2 separate regions of the Homo sapiens genome follow, and region 2 is linked to region 1. Evidence: read pairs that join two places in POLR2A ChIA-PET (ENCODE). Cell type or tissue: GM12878. All regions are shown on one strand. Links, peaks and the distances in the headings refer to the core of each region. The heading gives the core; the rest is flanking DNA. Region 1 overlaps MYO1C (myosin IC). Region 2 overlaps SLC43A2 (solute carrier family 43 member 2).

Region 1 (10,763 bases), core at 2,764-10,763:
CGGTGCAGGCCCTTTTGGGTTGTTGCAAGAACTTTTTTTTTTTTTTTTTAACTCTGAGTAGAAGGGGAGTCATCGGGCTGGGTGAGGTGGCTCATGCCTGTAATCTGAGCACTTTGGGAGGTTGGGGCAGGTGGATCACGTGAGGTCGGGAGTTCAAGACCAGCCTGGCCAACATGGTGAAACCCTGCCTCTACTGAAAATACAAAAATTAGCCAGGCACGGTGGTGTGTGCCTGTTGTCCCAGCTACTCAGGAGGCTGAGGCAGGAGAATTGCTTGAACCCGGGAGTTCGAGGGTGCAGTGAACTGTGATTGCACTACTGCACTCCAGCCTGGGTGAAAGCAAGACCCTGTCTCCAAAAATAAAAAATAAAAAAATGACTTTAGCTGCTTCACTGGGAGATTGGGAGTAGACGAATAGATGGGAGGGGAACCAGGCTAAGCAGGGAAAACGGTTAGGGGGCTGATGTCATCATGTAGGTGACAGGTGACATTGGCTCAGACCAGTGTGGTGCAGTGGAAGTGGCGAGCAGTGATTGGATTCTGGATGTTTTAAAGGTTAAGGCAGCAGGATGAGCTGCCTGATTGGATGTAGGGTTTGGAGAAACACAGGCTTCCAGGAGGACTGCCAAGTCCTTGGCTTGAACAACGAGAAGGATGTAGTCACCACTGACCAAGGAGGGCAGACACTAACAGGAGCTTGTTTGAAGAGGGAGAAGGTCCGGTGTTGAGCTTCAGGCCTGTTGAATTTGCGATACCTGTCAGGCATCCAGGTGGAGCAGCCAGGTCGTTGGAGTTGAATCTCCCCATTTCCTAGATGAAGTAACTGAGTCCAGCGTGGGTGGCGTGCCTGAGCCGACGCAGCTAGTGGCAGGGCTGGAATTGGCATCCAGGTCTGGCTGCCAAAGCCCAGGAGTGCAGGGGAGAAGAGGGGCAGGTGGGCTCTTTTCCCAGTCCCCGTGACCCGGCCTCATGCCCTGCCCTGCCCACAGGGTGCCCCCGTGGGTGGCCACATCCTCAGTTACCTCCTGGAAAAGTCACGAGTGGTGCACCAGAATCATGGGGAGCGGAACTTCCACATCTTCTACCAGCTGCTGGAGGGGGGCGAGGAGGAGACTCTTCGCAGGCTGGGCTTGGAACGGAACCCCCAGAGCTACCTGTACCTGGTGAAGGTGAGTGGCTGGCAGGGAGGGCAGGTGCCACCCAGGGATCTGGTGCCAGGGCTGGCAACCCAGCTGTGCCCTTCCTCCAGGGCCAGTGTGCCAAAGTCTCCTCCATCAACGACAAGAGTGACTGGAAGGTCGTCAGGAAGGCTCTGACAGTCATTGATTTCACCGAGGATGAAGTGGAGGTGAGGCCTCTTCCGGGACCCTCGCTTTCCTCCTGTCACACCCCCAAAATCTCCTTTTTTTTTTGTTTTTTATTTTTTGAGACGGAGTTTCATTCTTGTTGCCCAGGCTGGAGTGCAGTGGTGCAATCTCAGCTCACTGCAACCTCCGCCTCCTGGGTTCAAGCAATTCTCCTGCCTCAGCCTCCCGAGTAGCTGGGATTACAGGCGCCCGCCACCACGCCCAGCTAATTTTTTGTAGTTTTAGTAGAGACGGAGTTTCACCATGTTGGCCAGCCTGGTCTCGAACTCCCGACCTCAGGTGATCCGCCTGCCTCAGCCTCTCAAAGTGCTGGGATTACAGGCGTGGGCCAGTAATCCCTTTTTTTTTTTTTTTTTTTTTTTTGAGATGGAGTCTCGCTCTTTCGCCCAGGCTGGAGTGCAGTGGTGCGATCTCAGTTCACTGCAACCTCTGCCTCCAGGTTAAAGTGATTCTCATGCCTCAGCCTCCTGAGTAGTTGGGATTACAGACACCTGCCACCACACCTGGCTAATTTTTGTATTTTTAATAATGATGGGGTTTTGCCATGTTGGCTGGGCTGGTCTCGAACTCCTGACCTCAGATGATCCTCCCGCCTCAGCCTCCCAAAGTGCTGGGATTACAGGCGTCAGCCACCGTGCCCATCCCACCCGCAGAATCACCTTCCACCTTTAACACCCATTCCCACTTCCAGCCCCTTCTCTCCGACACTTCACCACCCACCCCTGCATGGCCATCTGCTAGTTGCCCTCTTGGGGCTCTCTGGCCCCTCTCACCCCCTCCTGCCCCCGGCCTGCTCCCCCAGGACCTGCTGAGCATCGTGGCCAGCGTCCTTCATTTGGGCAACATCCACTTTGCTGCCAACGAGGAGAGCAATGCCCAGGTCACCACCGAGAACCAGCTCAAGTATCTGACCAGGGTGAGTGGGGCGGGCAGAGGGCGACGGGAGGACGGCGGGGGCGGGGGCTGGGGGTGCACCCTCACCGTGTCCTCGCCTGCCCTTGGCAGCTCCTCAGCGTGGAAGGCTCGACGCTGCGAGAAGCCCTGACACACAGGAAGATCATCGCCAAGGGGGAGGAGGTGAGGCCGGGCCCTTGCCCTCGGGTGTGGAGGGGCAGCTGTTCCAAGGCAGCCCCTACTCCCATCACTCCCCTTCGCCTGGTTCCCTCAGCAATGCTGGAGGGATGGAAGGAAGGCTGCTCAGAGAAGCAGAGTGAGAGCCGAGCGCCGTGGCTCACGCCTGTAACCCCAGCACTTGGGGAGGCTGAGGTGGGCAGGTCACCTGAGGTCAGGAGTTCGAGACCATCTTGGCCAACATGGTGAAACCCCATCTACTAAGAATACAAAAATTAGCCGGGCATGGTGGCGGGCGCCTGTAATCCCAGCTACTCGGGAGGCTGAGGCAGGAGAATCGCTTGAACCCGGGAGGTGGAGGTTGCAGTGAGCCGAGATCACGGCAACAGAGCTAGACTCTGTCTCAAAAAAAAGAAGCAGCACAGTGAGCTGGCCAGGGTCACATAGGAAGAGAGTAACAGTCCGGCTAGAACCAGACTCCCACCTCGGGAAGGAGGCCTCCTGTCCCTCTACCACCTTCCCTCTGGGGTGGCCACCTGTCCTCCCTGAGGTCCCACTACCAGCACCCCTCCCCATACTGCAGGCTTGCTGGAGCTGGGAGTGCAGAGTGGTGGCGGCTTCCTGGTCTGCCTGAGCCTGGGAGCAGGTGGGATGCACAGGCTCTGTGGCATTCATCTCCTTGTCTCACGCTGCGTCCACAGCTCCTGAGCCCGCTGAACCTGGAGCAGGCCGCGTACGCACGAGACGCCCTCGCCAAGGCTGTGTACAGCCGCACTTTTACCTGGCTCGTCGGGAAGATCAACAGGTCGCTGGCCTCCAAGGTGAGGGCTCGGTCCACACTGCTCCCAAGGCAGAAGGGAGGGCCGTCGGCGAGGCGGGGGGTGCTGCAGGGTGGGGCTGGCACGCGCAGGGGGCCCACGCCTTCGGTTGAATGACTGCCCTAGGACGTGGAGAGCCCCAGCTGGCGGAGCACCACGGTTCTCGGGCTCCTGGATATTTATGGCTTTGAAGTGTTTCAGCATAACAGGTCGGTGCCATCTTTCCCCCGTCTCTCCTCCCGGTCTCCTGTCCTGCTCCCTCTCTTCTGTCCTCCAGCCTCTCATTCCTGCCCTGTGACTCCCCAGCCAGCCGGGGACTGTCTCTGTGTTTCTCACCTCCTGTGCTCAGGGGCGTCGTCCAGCTTTTCCCCTCTCCTGGTCCTGTGTCCCCACTGAGCCACTGTGGGCTCTTCTCCTTCCTTACAGCTTTGAGCAGTTCTGCATCAATTACTGCAACGAGAAGCTGCAGCAGCTCTTCATCGAGCTCACGCTCAAGTCGGAGCAGGAGGAGTACGAGGCAGAGGGCATCGCGGTGTGTGCTAGCCTGGGGGCACTCTCCGTGGGCCACGGGGAGCCTGGGTATCGGGGCCCCTGGGAGAGGGTGCCAGGACCCCACGGTGATCCCTTCCTTCCCTTCTGCCCCTCAGTGGGAGCCCGTCCAGTATTTCAACAACAAAATCATCTGTGATCTGGTGGAGGAGAAGTTTAAGGGCATCATCTCGATTTTGGTGAGTCCTCTGCGCCTCCAAGGCCTGGTGCTGGAGGCTGGGTGGGAGGATGTCCCCCTTCTCCGTTCTCTCCAGGCTGGTCCACGGAGGGCCAGAGTTTGGGGCTGAGTAGAGACAGGGCAGAGCTGTGAATGGAGGATGGAGGGAGGTGCCGCCCCAGTTGGAAGCTCTCTGTGGAGACTCCCTGTGATCTGCCCCTCCCCTGTGTCTGTGCCTCCCAGCACGGTGACCCCAATCCTCTGTGCGCTCTGACCTGTCCCCCATACGTCCTTCCCCCTGTGCCACACCCCCCAGGATGAGGAGTGTCTGCGCCCCGGGGAGGCCACAGACCTGACCTTCCTGGAGAAGCTGGAGGATACTGTCAAGCACCATCCACACTTCCTGACGTGAGTGGGGCTGCGGGGCTGCTGGGGGCAAGGGCTCACTTGCAGCAGAGCCTGCGGAGTGCAGGAGTCCCTCCGCCATCACAAAACACCAGCCACAAGGAGGTGACCAGGGACGGTGCTGAGTTAAGGACCCCTCACATGTGTCCAGAAACTAAGAAGCTTAGCCAGGCATGCTGACACGCCTGGAGTCCCATCTATGCAGAAGGCTGGGGCAAGAGCATCACTTGAGCCCTGGAGTTTTGAGGTTGCAGTGAGCTAGGATCAACCCACTGCACTCCAGCCTGGGTGACAAGAGCGAGACTCCGTCTCAAAAAAAAAAAAAAAGGGAAAAAAATAAATAATGAATTTTTTAAAAAAGAGAAAGAAGGCCAGGTGCAGTGGCTCACGCCTGTAATCCTAGCACTTTGGGAGGCTGAGGCGGGTGGATCACCTTAGGTTAGGAGTTCAAAACGAGCCTGGGCAACATGGTGAAACCCAGTCTCTACTAAAAATGCAAAAATTCGCTGGGTGTGGTGGCAGGTGCCTATAATCCCAGCTACTCGGGAGGCTGAGGCGGGAGAATCGCTCGAACCCGGGAGGTGCAGGTTGCAGTGAGCCGAGATCGCACCACTGCCCTCCAGCCTGAGCGACAGAGTGAGACTTCAACCCCAAAAAAAAAAACAAAAAACAAGACACTAGTAGCCTGGCTTCCTCCTTCTTCTTGTTTGAGAATGAAACTTGCTAAGATTTTTCATCTTCCTTGTTTGGAAATTGATTTTTATTGAAGGAATCCTCTGAAGTGGGGAGAGGTAGAAACAGGAACAAGCGCCTCTGTCCAGCGCGGTCTGATGCATGCTGTGCATGTCGTCGCTTCACCTGCAGCTGCTCCTTGAGGGGTTCTTGGTGTTTTCTCACTGAGACTCCAAGAGGCGAAGTCATTTCCCCAAAATTAGCTCTCATCTGGGTTGCCGAGCTGGGGTCAGTGCCAGGGCTGTTGAATGCCAAAGCCATGAGTATTTTTTGCATAATAATATATTGAAAATTTGTTTCTGGATGGGCGTGGTGGCTCACGCCTGTCATCCCGACACTGTGGGAGGCCTAGGTGGGCAGAGATCACCTGAGGTCAGGAATTCAAGACCAGCCTGGCCAACATGGTGAAACCCTATCTCTATTAAAACTACAAAAATTAGTCAGGCGTGGTAGTGGGCACCTATAATTCCAGCTACTTGGGAGCTAGGAGAATTGCTTGAACCTGGGGGGCGGAGCTTGCAGTGAGCTGAGATGGTGCCACTGCACTCCAGCCTGGATGACAGAGTGAGACTCCGTCTCAAAAAAAAAAAAAAGACTTGTTTCTAGGAGTCTCTCTGAATCTATTCGGGTTTAGGGGCTGCCTGATTCATTAAATAATAAATACTAAAAACTTGTTCCTGATTATAAAAATAATATTGCTTATTACAGCAAAGTTGGAATGTGCGCAAAAGCCACCTGTGATCCCGTCGCCCAAAGGCCATGGCTGTTAACTGTGTGAGGCATTTCCCTCCTGCCTTTTTCTATGCATTTTTTTTCGTAGTCGAGAACTTGTGTATAAGGCTCAGGGTAAATATCCTGCACATTTTCCCGTATCATCAAACAACATTTTCCTCAGAACACTTCCTGGAGCGGTTCTGACCCACAGATACTCCCCTCTCTCACCCAGCCCTTCGGGGCCCCTGGCCAGCCTCCCAGGTTTCTGCTGGAATCACAAGGCTGCCACAAACATCTCCGTGCCTTCAATCTTTGTCCGTGTCTCTGGTTAGCTGCTTGAAATAGTTCTTAAAAGCAAATGGGTGAAAGGGTATAAACACGCCTAAGACTTAAGTGCTCTCTTGGGGCAGCAGATTCCATTCTGAAAAGTAGTGCGCAGCTCACCACCCCTTCTGAGCAGAGCCCGCAGCGGCCGAAGCAACGAGAGTTTCCCTCCCTGCAGCGTACCCTGGCCGTCAGGAGGCCCAGGTCCCGGTCCTGGCACTGTGTGGCCCTGGCCAAGGCCATCTACCTCTCTGAGCCTCCATGGTCCGCTCTGATCAGGGAGGCCACTGGCCCTGCCTGGCCTGCCTCAGTGACCCAGCCCTGGGGGTGCACCTGCTCTTTTTTTTTTGGAGTGTAGTGGCACCATCTCGGCTCACTGCAACCTCTGCCTCCCAGGTTCAAGCGATTCTCCTTTGTCAGCCTCCTGAGTAGCTGGGACTACAGGCGCCCACCACCACGCCTGGCTAATTTTTGTATTTTTGGTAGAGATGGGGTTTCACCATATTGACCAAGCTGGTCTCGAAGTACTGACTTTGTGATCTACCCACCTCGGCCTCCCCAACTGCTGGGATTACAGCCGTGAGCCACTGTGCCCGGCCTGGGGTGCACCTGGGCAGCTGGTTCCTGCTCCTGAGGCCCTTTCAGCAGGCAGAGGGCTTGGCTCAGGCCGGCAGCCATCTGCAGCTTCCTCCCTGTCACCCCCAGGCACAAGCTGGCTGACCAGCGGACCAGGAAATCTCTGGGCCGAGGGGAATTCCGCCTTCTGCACTATGCGGGGGAGGTGACCTACAGCGTGACCGGTGAGGATCCTGGGGCTGTGTCCCCACAGGGGCCTGCGGGGAGGCTCTGTCTCACCTCACGTCGGTTCTCCCCTCCCAGGGTTTCTGGACAAAAACAATGACCTTCTCTTCCGGAACCTTAAGGAGGTGAGGAGGACGTGGGGAGGCCGGGGTGGGGGTGGGGATAGCCCACAGCTCTGCACCTGTGTCCAGGAGCCTGTCCTGCCTGTCCCTGTGCCCCACCCTGACCCCGGCTCTGCCCACACAGACCATGTGTAGCTCAAAGAATCCCATTATGAGCCAGTGCTTTGACCGGAGCGAGCTCAGTGACAAGAAGCGGCCAGAGACGGTGAGGAGGTGGCGGGACCGGGCGCAGGGGTGCATGCGCCTGAGTGTGCATGAGGGCCTGTGTGAGCCTGGGAGCTGGCAGCGTGCGTGTGAACGCGTGTGAGCCCGTGCACATCTGCAGGTGTCTGTAGGGGGCTGCCTTAGGTGCCTCTTTGCCTACTTTTTTTTTTTTTTTTTTTTTTTGAGACAGGGTCTCGCTCTGTTGCCCAGGCTGGAGTGCAGTGGCGCAATCTGGGCTCACTGCAACCTCCACCTCCCTGGTTCAAGCGATTCTCCTGCCTCAGTCTCCTGAGTAGCTGGGATTACAGGCGCCTGCCACCATGCCCGGCTAATTTTTTGTATTTTAAGTAGAGATGGGGTTTCACCATGTTGGCCTGGCTGGTCTCAAACTCCTGACCTCGGGTGATCCACCTGCCTCGGCCTCCCAAAGTGTTAGGATTACCGGTGTGAGCCACCACGCCTGTCCCTGTTTGCCTACTTGTGTGTGTGTGCTGTGTCTATAGTGGAGTCGTGTGTCTTCAGTGTGGGCTGTGTCTGTAGGGGAATCCTTGTGTACGTCTGTCTCTGTGGGTGCCCATATGTTGACAGCTGCCTCTGTGCGGTTGCTGTCATGTGTCTACCCACTCAGCAGACATTTATAGCAGACACTGCCAGGCACTGAGGTACCACAATGAGTGGGTGTGCCTGCAGCAACATGTGCACAGGGTGCTTTGCAAACTTAGAAGAGGGAACAGCAAACGGCCTGACGGGGCGGAAGGGGTGAGGGGTTGGGGAGGCTCCCTGGAGGAGGAAGCATTGGAGATGACTTGGGAATGTCAGATGAACCTATAGTGAGGGCCCAGTCCAGACACAGAGAGTCTAAAAAGGCCATGAGGTGAGCAGGAAAGCGATGGCATCAAGGAGAAGGACCGGGGGAAAGGCAGGCATGGCCAGGGTGCCAGATGCAGGGAGGGCTCCAGCGAGCTGAAGGCGGAGGTACGGCTGTTGGGCTTGGCAAAAAGAGGGTCAGGGGAGCCCCAGAAGAGTGAGGTCAGTGAGTCCATAGGGAGGTGGAAGCCAGACTGCCTGGCAGGGAGGGCATGCAGGCGACATGCTGCCCAGGGTGTGGCTCACTGTGCCCCTGCCCGCTGCTGCCGTCCACCCCACCCTCTCCCGAAGCACCACATCCTCCCGGCCCTAGCGTCTCCCTGCTGAGGATGCCTACACACCCTCCCGCCCAGGCCTCTCCAGCAAGCCACAGACTCGTGTATCTCATCCTCTTCCCCTAGGTGGCCCCAGGGCACCCTAGATCCCACTGGTCTATAACAAACGGGCCCTTGGTCTGCCCCTCCAGGCTTTCTCCTTCTTTGACCCAGTCCCCCAGGCCAGAAACCTGGGTGTCATCCCCTTTTTTGTTTTTGTTTTTGTTTTTGAGACGGAGTCTCGCTCTGTCACCCAGGCTGGAGTGCAGTGGCGCGATCTCGGCTCACTGCAACCTCTGCCTCCTGGGCTCACGCCATTCTCCCACTTCACACTCACGAGTAGCTGGGATTACAGGTACCCGCCATCGTGCCCGGCTAATTTTTTTATTTTTGTAGAGATGGGGTTTCACCATGTTGGCCAGGCTAGTCTTAAACTCCTGACCTCAGGTGATCCGCCCGCCTCGGCCTCCCAAAGTGCTGGGATGACAGGCGTGAGCCACCGCGCCCGGCTCCGGCCCCCTCGTTCTTTTCTCTCCTTGTCTCCCTTGTCCAGCCACTGGATCTTGCCGGAGTACTTAGCAGCTCCCCCTCAGTCCTTCCCTGTAGCCACTTCACCCGCCCCTCCTCCTTATCCTTTAAAGCTCAGCAGAGCGTCATTTCCAGAAGACGTCACCTGGTGCCCCCTAACCCTCAGACTGGATGAATTGTCCCTTTGTGGGGCTCTCAGAACCCACAGGCATACACCTGCTACTCTCGGAACACCGGGATTGTGAGTCTTTGCCAAGGAGCGTGCTCCTCCGCCAGGCCTGAGATCCTTCCAGGTCCCGCAGAGCAGCATACCCAGATACTAGCTGAATGCGTAGCATGGGACATGCTGTTTAGGAACGCAGCCCTGAAGTTCTAGAAAGAAAAAGAAGGGCCACTAAAGGGAGGTGTAGCACTGAGGTTGCTGGGAGACCTGAGCAGGAGTTTTAGGCTGGAGTGAGGCTCGTAGACTGAGGTCTCTCGCCCAGCCAGAGGGGTAAGGGGTGGAGTCTGGCCCCCTCCTCTGCTGCGAGGAAGCTGTGGTGGGAGGAGTAAGGACCAGGCAGAATCAGAGGCTGCTGCGCGCGTCACCAGCCAGGGGAGTGGGGTACTCGCTGCTGGGGTCAGCAGCTTTAGCCCAGCTCCGGCCAACCTCCCATGCCTCTTGGCTCGCCAGGTCGCCACCCAGTTCAAGATGAGCCTCCTGCAGCTGGTGGAGATCCTGCAGTCTAAGGAGCCCGCCTACGTCCGCTGCATCAAACCCAATGATGCCAAACAGCCCGGTAGGCCCCTCCCACGGGGGACTTCGGGGCCGGGCCTCCCCTGCAGGAGACAGGCCGTCAGCGCCAGCCCGCTGACCACGGCGCTCCCCCTACCCCAGGCCGCTTTGACGAGGTGCTGATCCGCCACCAGGTGAAGTACCTGGGGCTGTTGGAAAACCTGCGCGTGCGCAGAGCCGGCTTTGCCTATCGCCGCAAATACGAAGCTTTCCTGCAAAGGTGGGGGCAGGTCCTGCTCGGTGCCAGGGAAGGGGAGCGGGAGGGTAGGAGCCCCTAGGTCCCATGAGGGCAGACAAGGGTTCTCGGCCCCATTTTAGAAATGCGGATGCGGAGGCCCTGGGCTGCCCTTGGTGGAGGCCCTTGGTGCTGCGGTCCTGACATCAGGCTGGGTGGAAAGAATACCCGGCTCCCCCAGGCCGTGCCCTCCAGGAGCACCCGGTCAGGGGTACAGGAGGCCTCCGTCCACGTGCCGGGCACCAGAGGCAGACAGCAAGCCTTGTAGGGCAGCTTCCAAGGGGCTCCGAAAGGGTGGAGCAGCTTTGTGGTTCTTCTGAGTCGGGGGCCTGGGGGGTCAAACTGAATTTCATCTCTGCCACTTTCTAGTTACTTGGCCTTAGGTAGATAAGAACGGTTTCTTCATCTTTAAAATGGGGGCAGTGACCGAGTGAGCCTCCTGCTAGCTGTGAACGAGTCAGTGGGAGCACCCAGCAGGTGCCCAGAGAAAGCTGATTGGGGTCCCCAGGGCAGGCTGCTGACTGGGGTGGGAGCCGCGTGCATTCCTGTCCCCAGGTACAAGTCACTGTGCCCAGAGACGTGGCCCACGTGGGCAGGACGGCCGCAGGATGGGGTGGCTGTGCTGGTCCGACACCTGGGCTACAAGCCAGAAGAGTACAAGATGGGCAGGTGGGTAGTGTCCGTGCCGGGTGCCTGCGGGGAATGGGAGTGGCAACCCCGGGCTGATCACTACTGCTCTCCCAGGACCAAGATCTTCATCCGCTTCCCCAAGACCCTGT
Region 2 (12,445 bases), core at 1,796-9,795, 130 kb before region 1:
TAATTTTTTTGTTGTTGTTGTTGAGACAGAGTCTCCCTCTGTCGCCCGGGCTGGAGTGCAATGGCGCAATCTCAGCTCACTGCAACCTCCACCTCCCGGGTTCACGCCATTCTCCTGCCTCAGCCTCCTGTGTAGTTGGGACCACGGGCACCCGCCACCACGCCTGGCTAATTTTTTGTATTTTTATTAGAGATGGGGTTTCACTGTGTTAACCAGGATGGTCTTGATCTCCTGACCTCGTGATCCACCTGCCTCAGCCTCCCAAAGTGCTGGGATTACAGGCGTGAGCCACCGCGCCTGGCTTCACCTGGCTAATTTTTAACTTTTTTTTAGAAATGGGGTCTCACTTTGTTGCCCAGGCTGGTCTTGAACCCCTGGGCTCAAGCAATTCTCCTGCTTCAGCCTCCCAAAGTGTTGGGATTCTAGGTGTGAGTCACTGCGCCTGGACACTGCTAATATTAATTGGAGAAAAGAAGATGGGTGTGCAGCTTTTTCAAGAGCCCACGCTTTGTGAAATAGGCAAGAGGAGGCTGGGCATGGTGGCTTATGCCTGTAATCTTAGCGCTTTGGGAGGCTGAGATCGGCAGATCACCCGAGGCCAGGAGTTCGAGACCAGCCTGGCCAACATGGCAAGACATACAAAAATTAGCCGGGTGTGGTGGCGCATGCCTGTAATCCCGGCTACTTGGGAGGCTGAGGCAGGAGGATCACTTGAACCCGGGAGTCAGAGGTTGCAGTGAGCCAGGATCGTGCCATTGCACTCCAGCCTGGGTGACAAGAGCAAAACTACGTCTCGATTAAAAAAGAAAAAGAAATAGGCCTAGAGGAGGGGGTGAGAAAGGGGCAGTTCCACTCCCCAGATGTCAGGTACTAACCCCGGCCTGCGTTTACTGGATTTACTGGGAGCCTGCACCGCGCAGGACTCTGGGCTGGTCCCGGCTTCCCTGGAGCTCAGCTGGGGTCTCCACTCACGAGCTTTCCATGTCCCTGCAGCTCTCTCCGTGCTCATCTTCATCGCCCTGGCTCTGAATGGCTTTGGTGGGATGTGTATGACCTTCACCTCATTAACAGTGAGTACAGATTTTTTAAAGCTCTGTAGTTCAGTAATCTGTTTCTAAATTTGAGGCCGCTTTGATTGGTTTCTGTTTCCTTGCCTTCCATGTGCCTGCATGTGCCTGGGTGTCCCAAACAGTAGAGGGGCTATGGGCGAGGTGGCCTGGCAGGGCCTCCTCAGCTGAGGTCCACAGGCAGCAGGGCGTGGCTTCACAATCCCTTGCCTTTTTTTTTTTTTTTGAGACGGAGTCTTGCTCTGTCGCCCAGGCTGGAGTGCAGTGGGGGGATCTCGGCTCACTGCAACCTCCGCGTCCCAGGTTCAAGCGATTCTCCTGCCTCAGCCTCCCGAGTAGCTGGGACTATGGGCGTGCGCCACCACACCCGGCTAATTTTTGTATTTTTAGTACACATGGGGTTTCGCCATGTTGGTCAGGCTGGTCTCAAACTCCTGACCTCAGGTGATCCACCCGCCTTGGCCTCCCAAAGCGCTGGGGTGACAGGCGTGAGCCACCTGGCCTGGCCGACATTCCCTGCCTTCTGATCTGGGCTTTGATGCTGCGGAAGCAGCTCACTAGCCTTGTGCCCAAGGAAGGCAGAGGCAGGAAGACAAAACGCTGCCGCCCACTTTCTTTTCCTGTTTTCCTCGGCAGCTGTCATCAGGGTCTCCGGGAGCTTCGGCTCATGGAGCAGCCTGACCACCCGCCTCCCGTGGAACTGCCTCAACCTTTGCCTTTGTCCGGAGCCAGATGGAAAATGCAGGGAACATCTGGTCTTCTGCTCCTCTTGTTTCCTCCGTGCCCGGGCACAGACAGTCGCCTGGGGGAGATGTTTTCTCGGGGTACTAAGCACCCCCTTGTTGGGAGCCCCAGGACATCACAAAATATGCTCCTTCTTGATGTCAGGGAGGCAGAAGGAAGGTGGGGTTGAAAGAAAGAAAGTCAAAAAAGGGGCTGGGCATGGTGGCTCACACCTGAAATCCCAGCACTTTGGGAGACTGAGGCAGGCGGATCACTTGAGGTCAGGAGTTTGAGACCAGCCTGGCCAACATGGTGAAACCCCGTCTCTACTAAAAAATACAAAAATTAGCCGGGCGGGTGGTGCATGCCTGTAATCCCAGCTACTCGGAGGCTGAGGCGGGAGAATTGCTGGAACCTGGGAGGCGGAGGTTGCCGTGAGCCAAGATCAAGCCACTGCACTCCAGCCTGGGCGACAGAGCCAGACTCTGTCTCAAAAACAACAACAAAAAAGAAAGTCAAAAGAGGAACCAAAAAGTCTCTCCCAGAGGGAAGAAGGGAACTCTGTGGGCTCGCCCAGTTGGGCAATTGTGCCATTCCGAGCTGGCCATTGGGAAAGAAGTGAGAATAATAGCTTCTTCAGAGAGGCTTCTGTCCATCAAGGAAACCTCGCCTGCATCAGTTTACCGGTGAAAAAGTTTCTAAGACACAGTACCTACCATTACTATTTGTGGTACACTCTGGTTTCTGATTTCCCTTGTCGTGCCATTGAAGGGTTCTTGTTTAGCTTTGAGGGAGCTCTGGGGGCTTCTGGACCTCTTCTTTTTTCCTTTTTCTTTTTTTTTTTTTTGAGTCTGCTCGGTTGCCCAGGCTGGAGTGCAGTGACGCAATCTTGGCTCACTGCAACCTCCGCCTCCCGGGTTCAGGCAATTCTCCTACCTCAGCCTCCCGAGTAGTTGGGACTATAGGCGTGCACCATCACGCCTCGCTAATTTTTGTATTTTTAGTAGAGACGGGGTTTCACCATGTTGGCCAGGCTGGTCTCATACCCCTGATCTCAGGCAATCTGCCCGCCTCAGCCTCCCAAAGTGCTGGGATGACAGGCGTGAGCCACGGCGCTCGGCCGAAAACCAGCAGCTCTTTCATCAGCATGAAAACTAAAAACCTGGCCTCACCTCCATTATTTTAGTCACGCGACGCCTCTGTCACGGCAGGCCTGAATTTCAGGGATAAAGGAACGAGATGGTCCTTGAGCTTGAGGACCTCACACCCCGAAATGCCGAGAGGTGTTTTGTCTGAAAAACGACCAAGAATCCCTGTTAAGAAAGACTTTAGGCCGGGTGCGGTGGCTCACACCTGTAATCCCAGCACTCCGGGAGGCCGATGGGGGTGGTGGATCATGAGGTCAGGAGTTCGAGACCAGCCTGGCCCAAGATAGTGAAACCCCGTCTCTACTAAAATATACAAAAATTAGCTGGGCACAGTGGTGGGTCCCTGGAATCCCAGCTACTTGGGAGGCTGAGGCAGGAGAATCGCTTGAGGCCGGGAGGCGGAGTTTGCAGTGAGCCGAGATCGCGCCACTGAACTCCAGCCTGGGTGACAAGATCAAGACTCCCCCTCAAAAAAAAAAAAAGGAAAAAAAGAAAGACTTTAAAAGGGACCCTGCGGTTGGAGCTAATAGGCCAGTAAGAATTCTTTGTCTTTTTTTATGTTTTATAATTATAAAACAAAATTTTTTTCATTACATTTTTTATTTTCATTTTTTACAGATGGGGTCTTACTATGTTGACCAGGCTGGTCTCAAACTCCTGGGCTCAACAGATCCTCCCACCTTGACCTCCCAAAGTGCTGGGATTCCAGGTGTGAGCCACCATACCTGGCCCAAAAATGATTTTATTTTAAAAATTCAGGTTGGGAGCAGTTGCTCACACCTGTAATCCCAGCACTTTGGGAGGCTAAGGTGGGAGGATCATTTGAGGCCAGGGTTGAGACCAGCCTGGGCAACATAGCGAGACACCTTGTCTCTCCAATTTTTTTTTTTTTTTAATTAGCCAGGGCATGGTGGCAGTTGCTTGTAGTCCCAGCTCCTCGGGAGGCTGAGGTGGGAGGAAGGCTTGAGCCCAGAAGTTCCAGGCCACAGTATGCCACAATGACACCACTATATTCCAGCCTGTGTGACAGAGCGAGACCTTGTCCCAAAAATAAAAGTAAAAATTTAACATTTCAGAAATATGAATTGTAGACTAAACTTCTATGAGCCTGCCAGGCGCAGTGGCTCACACCTGTAATCCCAGCACTTTGGGAGGCTGAGAAGGTTCCCATCACCTGAGGTCAGGAGTTCGAGACCAGCCTGGCCAACATGGTGAAATGAAACCCCATCTCTACTAAAAATACAAAAATATTACTCGGGCATGGTGGCACACGCCTGTAATCCCAGCTACTTGGGAGACTGAGGCAGGAGAATCGCTTGAACCTGGGTGGCGGAGGTTGCAGTGAGCCGAGACCGCGGCATTGCATTCCAGCCTGGGCAACAAGAGCGAAACTCCGTTTAAAAAAAAAAAATTCTATCAGCCTGTCTTCATCAGTTTGGAATATATTTCTTCAGTATTTAAAAGATCTGCATGTACCAGTGTTATTCTTTTTTTTTTTCTTAAAAAAAAAAGAACTGTGATAACTTGCCTTTTCCCTTAATGTATCTTTTACATCCTTTCCTGTCAGTACTTAGAGATCTGCCTTATTATTAAGCAGTTCTGTATATTATTCTTTAATATAGATGGACCATCATTTATTCAACCTGTTTCCAACTAATGGACTTTTGGCTTGGTTCCCAATTTTTCCAATTTATGAATGCTGCTGAAGTGAGCATCCCTGTACATGTATTTCTGTAAAATAAGTTCCTGGCAGCCCTGGGCCACAGGATTAGCATGTTTTAAAATTTAATATGTACTGTTAAATAGTCTTCTAAAAATGTTATCTGGCCGGGCGCAGTGGCTCACGCCTGTAATCCCAGCACTTTGGGAGGCTGAGGCGGGCAGATCACCTGAGGTCAGGAGTTCGAGACCAGCCTGACCAGTATGGTGAAACCCCGTCTCTACTAAAAATACAAAAATTAGCTGGGCTTGGTGGAGGGCGCCTGTAATCCCAGCTACTTGGGAGGCTGAGGCAGGAGAATCGCTTGAACCCGGGAGGCAGAGGTTGCAGCGAGTCGAGATTGCGCCACTGCACTCCGGCCTGGGCGACGAGTGAAATTCTGTCTCAAAAAAAAGCCTGCCTGCCACCACAGGCCCACCAGCACGTACACGAGTGTCTTTTCCTCCATGTCCCTTCCAGTGCCATGTCATTCCTCTTTAAAACATAGCCACTCTGATCCTATGAAAAACGACATGCCATTTTTAAAATTTATTTCATTATTAGTGAGACAGAGCATTTTTTCTCCTCTTTATTGGTAAATTGCATTTCTTCTGTGAATTGCTTCTTTGTGTCATTTGTCTATTTTTCTACAGTGCTCTTGATTTTATTATTATTAGTATTTAGTGACTCGTAAGAGCTCTTTCAAATACAAAGACACTAGTGTTCTTTCCGAGTGAGCAGGAGATCTTACCCTGGGGTTTTCAGGTCTCTACATGGTCCATGAGTAAGCTTCAGGAGAGCCGTGCACACCCTTGAAATTCCATGCCAACAAAGCGTGTGTAGGTGCTGCTCAGCTGTGTCTTTCTGGAGGGGAGGGTCCATTACTTTCACTGGCCTCTGGCAGGTCTGTGTGAAGGCTAAAAACCACTGCGGTGGCCGGGTGCGGTGGCTCACACCTGTAATCCCAGCACTTTGGGAGGCCAAGGTGGGTGGATCACCTGAGGCCAGGAGTTCAAGACCAGCCTGGCCAACATGATGAAACCCAATCTGTACTAAACATGCAAAAATTAGCCTGGGATGGTGGCATGTTCCTGTAATTCCAGCTACTCGGGAGGCTGAGGTGGGAGAATTGCTTGAACCCGGGAGGCGGAGGTTGCAGTGAGCTGAGATCGCACCACTGCACTCCAGCCTGGGTGGCAGAGTGAGACTCCGTCTTAAAAAAAAAAACAAAACACACAAACCACTGTGGCAGGAGCGTTTCTATTCACTCTTTGCTCTCCCACTGGAGGCAAAAAGCTACACAGGCTAGAGAGTGACCAGGCAAGAGAGTCACCTGATCACCATTTGAAGCGTTTGGCTACCAGAGGTCTGTCTAAGGGAGGCTGTTGGTTTGTTCTTCAAGGTTTTCATTTTTTGATCTAGAGCAGGAGTCAGCAAACCGCCATTGCCAGGCCAAATCCAGACCACTGCCTGTTTTTGTAAACAAAACTTCATGGGGTAGAGCTGTGCCTGTTTGCTCCTGTCTGTGGCTGCTTTTGTGGTATCTCATCAGAGTCAACGCAGTCGTGACAGAGGCCATATGGCTTGTAAAGCCCAAAAGGTCTACTGTCTTAGCCAGGCACACTAGCTCACGCCTGTAACCCCAGCACTTTGGGAGGCTGAGGCGGGTGGATCACCTGAGCTCATGAGTTTGAGAGCAGGCTGGCCAACATGGTGAAACCCCGTCTCTACTAAAAATGCAAAAATTAGCCAGATGTGGTGGTGGGCGCCTGTAGTCCCCACGACTCAGGAGGCTGAGGCAGGAGAATTGCTTGAACCCGGGAGGCAGAGGTTGCAGTGAGCTGAGATTGTGCCACTGCACTCCAGCATGGGTGACAGAGCGAGACTCTGACTCAAAAAAAAAAAAGTCTATTGTCTGGCCCTTTATGGAAAAAGTTTGCCAACCCTTGGTCCAGAGGCCCCAGGAAGCTGCTACGTCACTGTTCCTCGTCTGAGGGCATGTGCTGACACCCACCATTCACACCCACACCCTCTGGTTGCATGGGCCAGCTCTCCTTCTAAGTCATCTCTTTCTGCCTCCCCCCAGGGTGGAGGGAGTTCCATGGGCATTCCCCTGCCCCCTGAGGCCTCTGATGAGGGCTCCAGTGCCTGCTCCTTGAGAACAGACCCCAAAAGGGAAATGAGGTCAGTGAGGACAGGGCTGAAGCAGTTAAGCAACACTCTTGGGCTGACTGGGGCTTCTGCTGAGCAGAGCCGAATCTCATTCTGATACAACCCAGGACTTCAGAAAGCAGAACTGTCGGGATCAGCTCCCAGAGACGCCAAGCTCAGGGCACAATGGCACTTTCTGTTTGTGTCTCCCACCCGTGTTCTAATTTGGGGGACAAAGGAGTCTCCAGGGTCGCCTTTAGGAATTTCTAACTCCAATCTTCAACAACCATGTTGGGGCTGTGGATAATAGCTCTGTGATAACCCAGGACTCTAGGGGACGGCGCTGTGGAAGCCTTAATTCGGGGACTTCCTGGGTCCCGGGGCCTTTGTGCTGCATGGGCTGTGGTCTAAATACAGATGACCAGGGGCTGCGAGCTGTTACCCCCACTGGTAGGAGAGGGGGCTCCAAGCGGGCACACGCCTTTTCCTTGTAGTCCAGAAGGAGATGGCCATGAGCCATCCTTCCAGAGCCCAAGAGGTCGGCACCCATGGTGGTATTTCCCTCCCAAGTGGAGGCTCCGAGGGGCAAGGGTGGCTGTCGCGTCAGGTAGGCTGCCCAGTAGCCAGTGCTGGCTCTCCCAGGGCCCTGCAGCACAGGGCCTGGGCCATCGCGTGCCATCCGTGGAGGGCGGACGCCAGGTCACTCCATGGGGGCAGAGCACTCCCCACGGTGTGGATCCTCAGCCTCCCCCGGGACATCTGGACGGCACGCTCAGTGTTTGTTCAGTGCCTCGCGTTTGTACAGCCCTTTGCACTCGCTTCATCGGCTGGAGCACAAACACGGCCGGCGGCTGAGGCCGCATCTTGGGGTCGCCACCCTCCAACCCGGAGCCTGGGTTGCTTAGAGATGGGAGCAGCTGTAGCCAAAATTGTGAACCTGCCATTTCCACTCCATTACTCTGACCCCTGTCCCCGTGGGTGGGATGGGGATTTCTCAGCAGAAGCCACACAGAAAAGCGGGTTTCAAAATGTTGCCAGGCTCCCCGATGAGACATTTCTCTGTGGATTTTCCCTTTTGATTCCTTCAAGTCTGACTTTAAACCTGAGGAAGGCATGATTTCATGGGAGGTGGGATCTGAGGGAAGTGAAGAGGATAAACATCCCTCTTCAGATCCTGGAGAGGAGGGCAGGATGGCAGATGCCCCCAGAGAGGGGACAGGAGTTTAGTGCCGTGGCTCAGTAGACCCCGCGTCTGCAGCCAGGAGAGGGTCCCACGGTGGCCCCCGGCCAGCTCTGGAGGGTCCAGGAGAGGGTCCCGCGGTGGCCCCCGGCCAGCTCTGGAGGGTCTAGGTGCCTGGTGAGCGGGACTTGCCAGTGCCCAGTGCCTGCTGTGCCTCCCCACCTTCCTCTCTTTCTGTCCTGTACCTTGGGGAAGCTCAGGCAGTCAGCTACTTGCCATTGGTTTGGGGAGAATTTGCCATCTGAGGGTTCTGCCTCATGAATTTGCTGCAGTATGTGACCACGTTCAGACGGAAAGGGCAGCGGTATTGGCAGGACTGGACCCGGCCGGGAAGGCACAGGAGGTGGCCGGGGGAGGGGAGCACACCCTTCCCCTCCCTTCAGCACTGAAGCAGAAAGGTGACCACAAGGACCTTGTCCCGGGCAGCATGTGCTTGGAGGTGCCCGGTTGTTGTGGGTAGGAAACAGCCCAGCCTGGCAGAGTCTACCTGTGCAGTCTGGTTCCGGGATCCCGGCCTGTGCAGGTTGTACAGAACTCTGGGTGTGTACTCCAGCCACTTGGGGACAAGGCTCCCTCTGGAGGGGACCCGAGGGCCAGAATGCCAGCCCCCACCCACCACCCAGCTCCCCAGCCCCCACCCACCTCCCAGCTCCGCAGCCCCCACCCACCACCCAGCTCCCCAGCCTCCTGCAGGCCAGGGAGGACTCGGGAGTCCGTGGATGTGGAAAGTCAGGGCCGGGGGTGCCACGGTTGCCCCTTGTTTCTGCCTGCCAGCAATGCCATGGCCTGCCCTGGGCCAAAAGGCACGTACGTCCGGCATCTTAGAGAAGCTCCCGCGCCCGCACTGTCCCAGGGCCTTGGCCCTGCAGGCACTCCTGTCCGGTGGTCATGCTCTATGGCCAGAATGCCAGGGGAGGGGCCGCCTGCAGCTGCTGTTTTCCCCTCTGGGAAGGTCACACAGTCCGGCCTGTTTATGCTGCAGCCAGGGGGCTGAAAGAGAGAGAGTCACGGGCTTCCCTGTGTGACTGAGGCTGCGTGGAGGCAGTGAGTGAACAGCCCGGGCTGGCAGGACAGGTTGACCCGCACGGAGGCAGAGGCGGCGAGGGGGCTGTGGGAAGCACCTGAGGGCGGGAAGAGGGGCTTGCACTCCCACCTGTGAGTGTGGTGGTGAGTCAGGAAACAGCTCCGGCTTCCTGCTTGGCAGCAAAGCTGGTCCTTCCCCTCCTGGGGTCCTTCCCCTCCGCCAGCCCTCGAGGCCCGCGCTAGGGCGCTCTGCTCAGCGCTCAGCCCTCACTCCGGCACCGCGGCTTCGAACAGCCATTATGCGCAGCTGAGACCGGTGGAGGCAGGGAAGCTGGGGACGGAGTGAGCGAGAGGGGGAATGTGGGGAGTGACCCAGATGTCAGGATGACCTACGGGAGTCCACAGGCAAATGCAAGCCCATCCGATGCTGTGGCGCTGGACCATGGGGAGGTCAGCCGAAGGCAACAGCAGGAGGTGAGGGCAGGGGGCAGATGGGTCTAAAAGGAGCTTCAGAAGGAATGTAAGCCATCTCTAGTTGGGGACTGGGCATTGTGGTATCCCCCTGTAGTCTCAGCTGCTCAGGAGGCTGAGGTGGGCAGATGAGTTGAGCCCAGGAGTTCTGCACAATAGCGTGCTGTGTTGATGAGATGTCTACACTAAGTTCAGCATCAGTGTGGTGACCTCCGGGGGGTGAGGGACCCCCAGGTTGCCTAAGGAGGGCTGAACCGGCCCAGGTCAGAAACAGAGCAGGTCAAAAGTGTCCTGCTGATCAGTAGAGGGATCATGCCTGTGAATAGCCACTGCGCTCCAGCCTGGGCAATACAGCATGACCTCATCTCCAAAAACAAATTTAAAAAAATGACCGGGCGCGGTGGCTCACGCCTGTCATCCCAGCACTTTGGGAGGCCGAGGCGGATGGATCACCTGAAGTCAGGAGTTCGAGACCAGCCTGGCCAACATGGCGAAACTCCATCTCTACTCAAAATACAAAAAAAAAATTAGCTGGGCATCGTGGCGTAGTGGCACATGCCTGTAATCCCAGCTACTCGGGAGGCTGAGGCAGGAGAATCGCTTGAACCAGGGAGGTGGAGCTTGAAGTGAGCTGAGATTGTGCTGCTGCACTGTAGCCTTGGCGACAGAGTGAGGCTCTGTCTCAAAAAATAAATAAGTAAATGAATGAAAAATAAACCTCTAGTTGAAGGGCGCAGATTGGATCTTAATAAGGCACATGTAAAAGCCGTGGGATCCAAACTGAAGTGTGTATTGGCCGGAGCCACAGGAGACTCCAGAGAGGCAGCGTGGCCTGGGGCCTACACACAGAGGCTTGGCCTGGCTTGAATCCCCAATCTGACCATTACTAGCTTGGGGGAGTCCCTTGACTTTTCTAATCTTTAAGTTTTTGTTTTGTTTTGTTTTGTTTTGTTTTTTGAGGCAGAGTTTCACTCTTGTTGCCCAGACTGGAGTGCAATGGCGCGATCTCAACTCACTGCCACCTCTGCCTCCTGGGTTCAAGCGATTCTCCTGCCTCAGCCTGCCGAGTAGCTGGGATTACAGGTGCACGCCACCACGCCTGGCTAATTTTTTGTATTTTTAGTAGAGATGGGGTTTCACCGTATTGGCCAGGCTGGTCTCGAACTCCTGACCTCAGGTGATCCCCTGCCTCGGCCTCCCAAAGTGCTGGGATTACAGGTGTGAGCCACCGCGCCCGGCCTCATGGTGTTTTTTGACCAATAAAAGTTTTTAAATAGGTGGTCAAAAGTGTGTTTCAGCTTTTAGGGAGTACCTAGCATTTGTGTCAAATGAAACCTCTCTGAAGAGAACATGAAGGATGACCTTGACCAGTGAAACCCAAAGCATAAACATCCTGACAGCAGTCAATGTGTGGTCACAACAGAATAACAAGGACAGGAGAAGAAAGGCCATCTCTGTGGACACTAATTATTTATTTAAAGGGGAATACTAATTTGTGTTTTATCCTGTAGTCGGCTTCCTTTTCTTCCTCCCAGAGCTGTGGTTCCTGCCAGAGGACACTTCCCTCGTTGGCTATGCCCAGGAGCAGCTTGACCAGAAGATTTTCCCTGTTATGAAGTCATAACACATATCATAATAGTAACTATTGTTAATACCTACCCTATTTATGATCTTTAAAACCCTCGGCCGGGCGCAGTGGCTCACGCCTGTAATCCCAGCACTTTGGGAGGCTGAGGCGGGTGGATCACCTGAGGTCAGGAGTTCGAGACCAGCCTGGCCAACATGGTGAAACCCTGTCTCTACTAAAAATACAAAAATTAGCCGGGTGTGGTGGCGGGTGCCTGTAATCCCAGCTACTTGGGAGGCTGAGGCAGGAGAATCGCATGAACCCGGGAGGTGGAGGTTGCGGTGAGCCGAGATTGCACCATTGCACTCCAGCCTGGGCAATAAGAGCGAAACTCCATCTCAAAAAAAAAAAAAAAAACTGAAAAAACAAAACACCATGAATTAAGAAGTTAAATGACAAACTAGGAAAATTTATTCATAGTATATAGAACTGTGAATGTCTTCATTTTATTTTATTTTTATTAATTTTTGAGACAAGAGTCTCGCTCTGTCGCCCAGGCTGGAGTGCAGTGGCACAATCTCGGCTCATTGCAACCTCTGCCTCTGGGGTTCAAGCGATTTTTCTGCCTCAGCTTCCCAAGTAGCTAGGATTACAGGTGCCTGCCACCATGTCCGGCTAATTTTTGTATTTTTAGTAAAGACGAGGTTTCACTATGTTGGCCAGGCTGGTCTCAAACCCCTGACCTCAGGTGATCCGCTTGCCTCGGCCTCTGAAAGTGCTGGGATTACAGGTGTGAGCCACCGTGCCCGGCCTGTGAATGAATGTCTTTAATACATAAAGAGCCTTCACAAAATCAATATACAAAGATTGGCCGGGTGCAGTGGCTCATGCCTGTAATCATTGCAGTTTGGGAAGCCAAGGTGGAAGGATCGCTGGAATCCAGGAGTTCAAGACCAGCCTGGGCAATAGAGTGAGACCCTGTCTCTATAAAAATAATTAAAACAAAGCTGAAGGAGACCTTGCTATGCAGCCCCCTGCCGCTTGTGCACCCTTGTCGACCCACACGCACCTTCAGGAGGGCGGCGCACACCTGGGGTAGTCACAGTGCAGGACTCTGGCTCAATAGCGCCTTTGCATTGGTTTGGACCTTCGGGAGGGCGGTACACGTCTGGGGTAGTCTCAGTGCAGGACTCTGGCTCAATAGTGCCTTTGCATTGGTTGGGACCTTCGGGAAGGCAGTGCATGCCTGGGGTAGTCTCGGTGCAGAAGGACTCTGGCTCAGTAGCACCTTTGCATCAGTTTGGACCTTCGGGAGGGCGGTGCAGAAGGACTCTGGCTCAATAGTGGCTTTGCATC

The links. Peaks named below come from ENCODE experiments on the same cell type or tissue, not always from the same donor. Only the 100,000 strongest peaks of a DNase experiment are listed, where the experiment ranks them.
Region 2: POLR2A ChIA-PET joins it to region 1 with 5 read pairs; 3 of 35 experiments call an interaction of 5 or more read pairs at or near these places.

Annotation. Positions count from the first base shown.
Region 1 is chr17:1,471,113-1,481,875 of GRCh38, reverse strand. MYO1C (myosin IC) reads left to right here. Exons shown (of 32, transcript NM_001080779.2): 6 at 991-1,170; 7 at 1,251-1,349; 8 at 2,171-2,284; 9 at 2,374-2,445; 10 at 3,141-3,260; 11 at 3,384-3,466; 12 at 3,684-3,789; 13 at 3,905-3,985; 14 at 4,280-4,371; 15 at 6,844-6,938; 16 at 7,018-7,064; 17 at 7,186-7,266; 18 at 9,648-9,753; 19 at 9,852-9,969; 2 more. Among named protein-coding and RNA genes, the nearest start is that of MYO1C, 16 kb to the left of the region's middle. RefSeq lists enhancers at 6,695-6,764, 6,915-7,044 and a silencer at 7,855-7,944. In GM12878, for the core only: a CTCF peak has its summit at 8,521 (motif pointing right); DNase peaks (open chromatin) are centred at 6,905 and 7,865; H3K4me3 peaks cover 1,581 bases; H3K27ac peaks cover 2,002 bases.
Region 2 is chr17:1,601,820-1,614,264 of GRCh38, reverse strand. SLC43A2 (solute carrier family 43 member 2) reads left to right here. Exons shown (of 14, transcript NM_152346.3): 5 at 994-1,070. It also overlaps the pseudogene RN7SL105P. Among named protein-coding and RNA genes, the nearest start is that of SLC43A2, 21 kb to the left of the region's middle. RefSeq lists an enhancer at 6,957-7,722. In GM12878, for the core only: no CTCF peak of the experiment used is centred there; a DNase peak (open chromatin) is centred at 6,734; H3K27ac peaks cover 2,659 bases.